Linked DNA regions of Homo sapiens: region 2 is linked to region 1. A link is a contact called in ENCODE Hi-C or POLR2A ChIA-PET data. All regions are on one chromosome and are shown on one strand. The core of a region is the stretch at or near the end of the contact, and the rest is flanking DNA. Distances in the headings are between cores, read along the strand shown. Region 1 overlaps PALM2AKAP2 (PALM2 and AKAP2 fusion). Region 2 overlaps PALM2AKAP2 (PALM2 and AKAP2 fusion).

Evidence for each region. Hi-C counts contacts between places; a loop is a spot of excess contacts on that map. ChIA-PET counts read pairs that join two places held with the same protein, here RNA polymerase II (POLR2A). Pooled maps may share reads with other maps.
Region 2: a pooled map shows a loop between it and region 1 (2.6-fold over the local background). The contact joins two enhancer-like sites. A Hi-C loop is called at or near these places in 2 of 168 maps with a recorded cell type or tissue (Caco-2 and endothelial cell of umbilical vein), 1 of 37 single-sample maps with no recorded cell type and 9 of 50 pooled maps. POLR2A ChIA-PET finds 5 or more read pairs at or near these places in 1 of 52 experiments (GM12878).

What each region holds. Positions count from the first base shown.
Region 1 is chr9:110,151,399-110,154,627 of GRCh38, reverse strand. All of the region lies in intron 8 of PALM2AKAP2 (PALM2 and AKAP2 fusion), which reads right to left. It overlaps LOC124902244 (a long non-coding RNA gene), which reads right to left. Exons shown (of 2, transcript XR_007061727.1): 1 at 875-3,229. Among named protein-coding and RNA genes, the nearest start is that of C9orf152, 55 kb to the left of the region's middle. Within about 2 kb of position 1,552, at least 2 of the 41 ENCODE cell types and tissues checked have a DNase peak (open chromatin) inside an H3K27ac peak, as active enhancers do.
Region 2 is chr9:110,014,228-110,017,456 of GRCh38, reverse strand. It overlaps PALM2AKAP2 (PALM2 and AKAP2 fusion), which reads right to left. Exons shown (of 11, transcript NM_007203.5): 7 at 1,418-1,503. Among named protein-coding and RNA genes, the nearest start is that of C9orf152, 190 kb to the left of the region's middle. Within about 2 kb of position 1,521, at least 5 of the 41 ENCODE cell types and tissues checked have a DNase peak (open chromatin) inside an H3K27ac peak, as active enhancers do.

The DNA.
Region 1 (3,229 bases), core at 303-2,802:
CCAAGTTCACTAGAAACAGTTCCTATTTTTTATTACGGAAATTAGGGAATGCTATAATGACCCCTATAAACATTATAAACATCACCCAGAGTAAACATTTATCAAGATTTTAGCATAATTGGCTCTTCCTTCCTTCCTTAGACTTGCTGAATTATTTTAAACCAATCCCAGACCTCAGGTCACCTCACTCCTGCACACTTAGTATGTATCTCTGAAAATTCCGATTGACTTTTTAATTGAAGGCTTAAGAAACAATATAGCACAGTGGTGAGCGTGTAAGCTCTGGAGCCAGCCGGTTTGGGCTTGAATCCATGACTTGGCAGCCAAATCACTTTGGGCAAGTTACTTACTCTTTTGATATCTTAGTTTCCTCATCAGTAAAATGGGTATGATGATAAGGGTACCTACCCTCAGATAGTTATTATGAGGACAAAGTTAATATTTATAAGGTTAATATTCAGAACAGAAAGCATCTAATGATTCTAGCTACCACTTAATTGGAATCTCAAAGAATAATGTGACTATAGGGTGAGATGAACAATTTCATGCATATTCTGCATAAAATTTTTGCATCTCTTCTGGGACCAGAAATAGACACCAATTACCAGGTTAATTTTCATCATTTTCCAGTTGACCTCTCAAGTGTCCAGATCACTTCCCACCAGCCACTCTTCCAGAGTTAAACACCTAGAAAGCACAGCCTATATTCATTGCTTCTAGCTTCTCCCTTTCACACACAGCACAGTGGAACTCCTGTTTATATTTCTGTGAAGGCCATTTTCACATACTGACTTAAATCTTATCTGGCTATTGAAGCTTTTGTCTTCTCAATTAAGCTATAATGTCATCCTGAGGACAGGGGGGTATGTTTCACCTGTCTATGAATCCCCTTAATTCATTTGAATGCAAACTCCATTAGGGTAGAGCCTTGCCTGTCTGATCATTGCCAGATCCCAGCAGTAGCTGTGGTACATGGCACGAGGTAGGCAATTCATGTTTGTTGAGTAATCAGTAAGTCCATTATGAAATATATATAACAACCACAAGTAAATGCTTATGGATTGGGACAGAATCTCCCATAGAGAATCAGAGGAAAGGGCTTAAATGCCTTCACCAAAATATATGAATTAAAACATTTTAGGCTTACAGAATCACAGACTCAATGGCTTTGGAGTAACAAGCGGATTTATATACCACTTCTTTTGTAGGCTTCATGTCATTTGAGCCTTGCAACAACCCTGGAATGTAGTTAGGGTGGATGTCGTGACACCTGGATGTCATGACCACAGAGGCTCAGATGCCAACTCCAGCCCAAGTTACATAAGACAGTGACAGTCACAGTCTGGAGCCCAAACCCAGTGTTGATGATGGCTGAATTAAATGATGGGATGTATGCAGAAAGAATGTTGTAAAGAGGGTGAAGGATTACTATAGAGAAGTGGACAGCCATTTAACATCAAAGACATTTCCTGCTTATTGATGATTTCATCCCTTGAGCAAGTTTTTCCAGTTCTAGCCACTAGAGGTCAGAGAAGTAGCAGGAAAGAAAGGCTGGCTTAGCAGTTCTGGAGCAGGGGCTTCCAGGAACAAGGGGGCTGAGAATGGTCGCTTTGGATAACTGAGCCCATGTTCTGGTTCTATCTACCCCCTTAGGAGAGGCTATCACAGGTCCCCAGAGAGAGAAGACACTATGCCTCATCCCCAGACTTCCGGCCATCATTCTGGTCAGTATCAAGGGAAGCTAGCTCAGCCAGGCTCCTCTGCTGGGCCCTGTGATCTCTGATGATCCTCCCCAAGTATGGTTCAAACCAGGCACCAGAATTCTGGGTGCCATCTTAGGAATCACACAGGCTGCCAAAAGGCTGGAGAGAAACCTGTTCCACACCTGACAACTTCCTCAGAGGTCCAGAGTTTGCAGCCAGAGGTCCTCTCCATTAGGACGGTGACAGCACTCCGGATGCTCTTCCCCCAATAGTGGACACTGCAGACAGCACCACTGTTTGGGTCTTGAAGATCATTAAATGAATGTGATGCAAATAGTCTGTGCCACAGGCCTGGGAGCTCAATCACATTCTTTTTCATGACCCCATAAGGCCCCTTGAAGTCCCTTGGCCAAGAGGACATGCCCCATTAGACTCCCCAAACCATGATGGTTATCTTTGGTGCTTCTTTTTCACTGATCCAGTGTGCATCTCACCCAGAACTTCCCCAGTAACCCCAGGTCCAGCTTTGCTTACTCCCTCAAACTTTGCTCTGCTATTGGTTTATTCACCTGTAATGATTCAATAGCTTGTGATGCCTGAAATCTGCCCCATTTTCAATGAGAACATCCTGCCATCCAGTTCCTCACCTGCACTGAACACTCTATAGAACACTTTTTTTTCTTTCATTTTTTTGAAATGGAGTCTTGCTCTGTTGCCCAGGCTGGAGTGCAGTGATCTGGGTTCATTGCAACCTCTGCCTCCCAGGTTCAAGCGATTCTCCTGCCTCAGCCTCCTGAGTAGCTGGGATTACAGGCACCCACCACTATGCCTGGCTAATTTTTGTATTTTTACTAGAGACAGGGTTTTACCATGTTGGCCAGGCTGGTCTCGAACTCCTGACCTCAAGTGATCAGTCTGTCTCAGCCACCCAAAGTGCTGGGATTACAGGCATGAGCCACTGTGCCCGGCCAGAACGGCTCTCTTGAAGGACATCGGTCACTATCCTTAAACAACAACATGAACACACAGTGCCATGTAGACCTCAGGGCAGGTCCGTATTGGTCTTGGCTGATGGCCAGCCCTGACATTTACAGAGCAGGGAACAGGTATAATGTGACCTCTATAAGGAACGTAAGGAACCACTACAACAATGTTAGACTGAAATTCCGAGTGGAGGATAGGAAACGTTTAAGTTTATTTCATAAACGTGATCATATTCAAACTATTCCATCTGGAGTAATTTTAGACTTAAGCCTTTGAAGGAGTTTGAGGGTAAGTGGCTTCACTTGGTTGACTCCAAAGATGTGTTTCTAACATTGTGTCCTGTGACCTTAGCTTTGTAGGATAGTTACTTGATGCCTCAAAGAAAAAAATCTTTGGTCAAATTAAGCTTGGGAAACTCTGGGTTAAAGAAAACAAGGAGGGAGAGAGGGATTTGTTTACCAGAGGACTTCTGGTTTTAGTGCTAATATGATTGTGAAGCTCTAATTCAGGAATGGGAGTGCAGCATTTCTTAAGTTTAGTTA
Region 2 (3,229 bases), core at 272-2,771, 140 kb after region 1:
TGTCATTGCAATTTATATTATTGTCTTACAAATTCTGCTAAACGTAGTGATAGTTCTTTCAGCACTGGATAGTTACCACTTAGATTAGTTGACTTTTTGACTAATCAGGCTACTATCCTATCTTTCATTTAGCTTTACTATGGTAACATTTGCTTGCTTTCTCTACCATTTGTAACATAGACAACACAAGTTTAGCCTTCACATTACAAAAGAAAACTTGAATAAATCCATGCTGTATATTCTTTTGTACAACTTCTACTAATAGATCCAGGAGAGAAATATCTCCAGTTTGGCTCATGCCTGTAATCCCAGCACTTTGGGAGGCCAAGGCAGGCGGATCTCGAGGTCAGGAGATCGAGACCATCCTGGCTAACACGGTGAAACCCCGTCTCTACTAAAAATACAAAAAATTAGCCAGGCACGGTGGCTGGCGCCTGTAGTCCCAGCTACTCAGGAGGCTGAGGCAGGAGAATGGCATGAACCCGGGAGGCGGAGCTTGCAGTGAGCCGAGATCGCACCACTGCACTCCGGCCTGGGCAAAAGAGAGAGACTCCGTCTCAAAAAAAAAGAAATATCTCCAGTTACAGCTCTATATAAAATAAGACATTACTTCTTATTTTTCAAAGAAAAATTCATAAGTAGCATATATTCAAATTATAATCATTCAAGCAAGAATGTTAGAAAGCCCTCCCACCCCCATCCTTTGTTAACTAATATGTTAGCAGAGTTCTAAGAGAGGAAGATCATTCCTTTGTGTTTAATCCCGTAACAGAGGGGAAATGGTGGCACCTCTGATAACTTTTGCTACAGATTCTTTATTCTGGCCAGTGCTTACAAATTGATGCATTTAATTTGAACAGTGATAGTTAAGTGGATTTCTAGATGACTCATTTTGTAAACCTTTGGCCATTAGTGTTTCAGCTGGAGTGGGCCATGTGCTGCCTTCCTGCTGACATCAGTGGAAATCTTGAGCCAAGATCAAAGCTACTTTATGCCTCTCTGACCTTTCCTCACAATGCACAGTGGGGCCTGAATTCTCAGATCAGAATTTTCAGATTTGCTCCACTGTGCCCACTGGGGTTACCATTTACAAATAGCTTACGTGTAGATATTCACTGAAGACCCTACGACAGGCCCATTGGAAATCACATCTTAGATTCTGGTTTTCAAGCAGTTTCCTAATCCAGATCCCAAGTTTCAGACGAGGTCGGGCATATTCAGGGTGGTACGGCTGTAGACCAGATCCCAAATTTCAGAAAATCTTATGTACGGTTGCCTCCCTAAGACCTCAGTGAGTAGAGAGAGAACTCTAGCAAGGTGGATTGGTAGTGTTCATTTTGCCCCCAGAAAAACCTGCCATCGGCTGCCTTTACTCTAGAGATACACTTTGAGAATCAACCTGAAGAGAATCCCTTACCTTGATAGTCATGTCTGGGCCGGATGTTTCTGTGGCGTTCGAGGCTGACTCACCTTCCTTTAGCAGCACATTCTCCCACCCGACTCCTGAAAGAAAAAAAAGAAGTGCCATTTGAGCCAAGTCATTCAGCTGACATGGATACACAGTTGTTATTGCTCAGATTACAATCCCATGTGACTTGTAAAGGGAGCTGATGATGACCTATAGCTCTATACCTATCTTGCAGTTACTGGGCTAGGAAAACTTCCTTTCAGAAGTGTAGTCCTGGAGCACTTCTTTTGTTTTTACCTAATCTCCAATTTAGGATCCATTGTCTAAATCCTATATCTTATAGAGAGCTATTCCTAGCCCAGGGTGGAGAAGAGGCTGGGATGAACTCTTCGTCTTCTTCTTTTCATTTTTATTTATTTGTTTGTTTATTTATTTATTTATTGAGACCAAGTTGCACTCTTGTTGCCTAGGCTGGGGTGCAATGGCATGATCTCGGCTCACTGCAACCTCCGCCTCCTGCCTCAGCAATTCTCCTGCCTCAGCCTCCCAAGTAACTGGGATTATGGGATTACAGGCACCCGCCACCACACCTGACTAATTTTTGTATTTTTAGTAGAGATGGGGATTTCACCATGTTGCCCAGGCTGGTCTCGAACTCCTGACCTCCGGTGATCCACCCACCTTGGCCTCCCAGTGTTGGGATTACAGGTGTAAGCCACCCTTCTGTTCTTCTCCACGAACTCTTCTTCTTCTCCAGTTCAGGCCTCATATTGAGACTCATTTGGGGCTTTAAAGTGAATCCCAGAACACAGAAATACACACATCTAATTCAATACCCAATAGATATGACTCCAGATTTTTCTGTGTTCTCAATATATCTACTGGAAATAACTAAGAATGTGTCGTCACTTTTAAAATCTGCCCATGTTCTCTCTCCAAGTCTTTAGAAATGCTAATGTTTCTTTCTTCTAAAGCTACCCGATTGTCTCCAAGAGTGGACATCCGGCAAGACACAAGATTTTGTTTTTTCTAATATCAAAGAAAAGATCAGGGGCCAGTGTGGTGTTTTGAAATATCTTTAAACACAATATAGTAAAATTGTACTAATTCAGATGCAGTTATGTACGTGAATAGAGTTAAAATGATCTACATTGGTGAAAAGTTTGAAGAAATGGCAAGATATATGTGTGTGTGTGTATATATATATATATATATATATATATATATATATATATATATATACATTTTTTTTTTTTTTTTTTTTTTTTTGAGACAGAGGACAGAGTCTCGCTCTGTCGCCCAGGCTGGAATGCAGTGGTGCAATCTTGGCTCAGTGCAACCTCCACCTCCCAGGTTCAAGTGATTCTCTGGCCTCAGCCTCCCAAGTAGCTCAGATTACAGGTATGTGCCACCACACCCAGCTAATTTTTGTATTTTTAGTAGAGACAGGGTTTCACCATGTTGTCCAGGCTGGTCTCGAACTCCTGACCTCACGTGATGTGCCCACTTCAGCCTCCCAAAGTGCTGGGATTACAGGAGTGAGCCACTGTGCCCAACTGGCAAGTGTATATTTTTAAAAACCGTAGGTTTATTGCAAGAATAATCATCTCCTTAAAGGTTAATAAAGCAATATTTGATAGAGTTTTTCAGAGTCTCCTTTAACAAGCAAATACAAATTTTATGATTGGTATAATAACTGTTTAGAAATAAGTGCTCATAACCTAATGTATTAAAAAGATTATTTTCTTAAGGAGGTTAAAATTATCTGTGTAATATTTGTTTACATTATTGATTTTCCTAAAAAAATACTTTTCTCTAAGT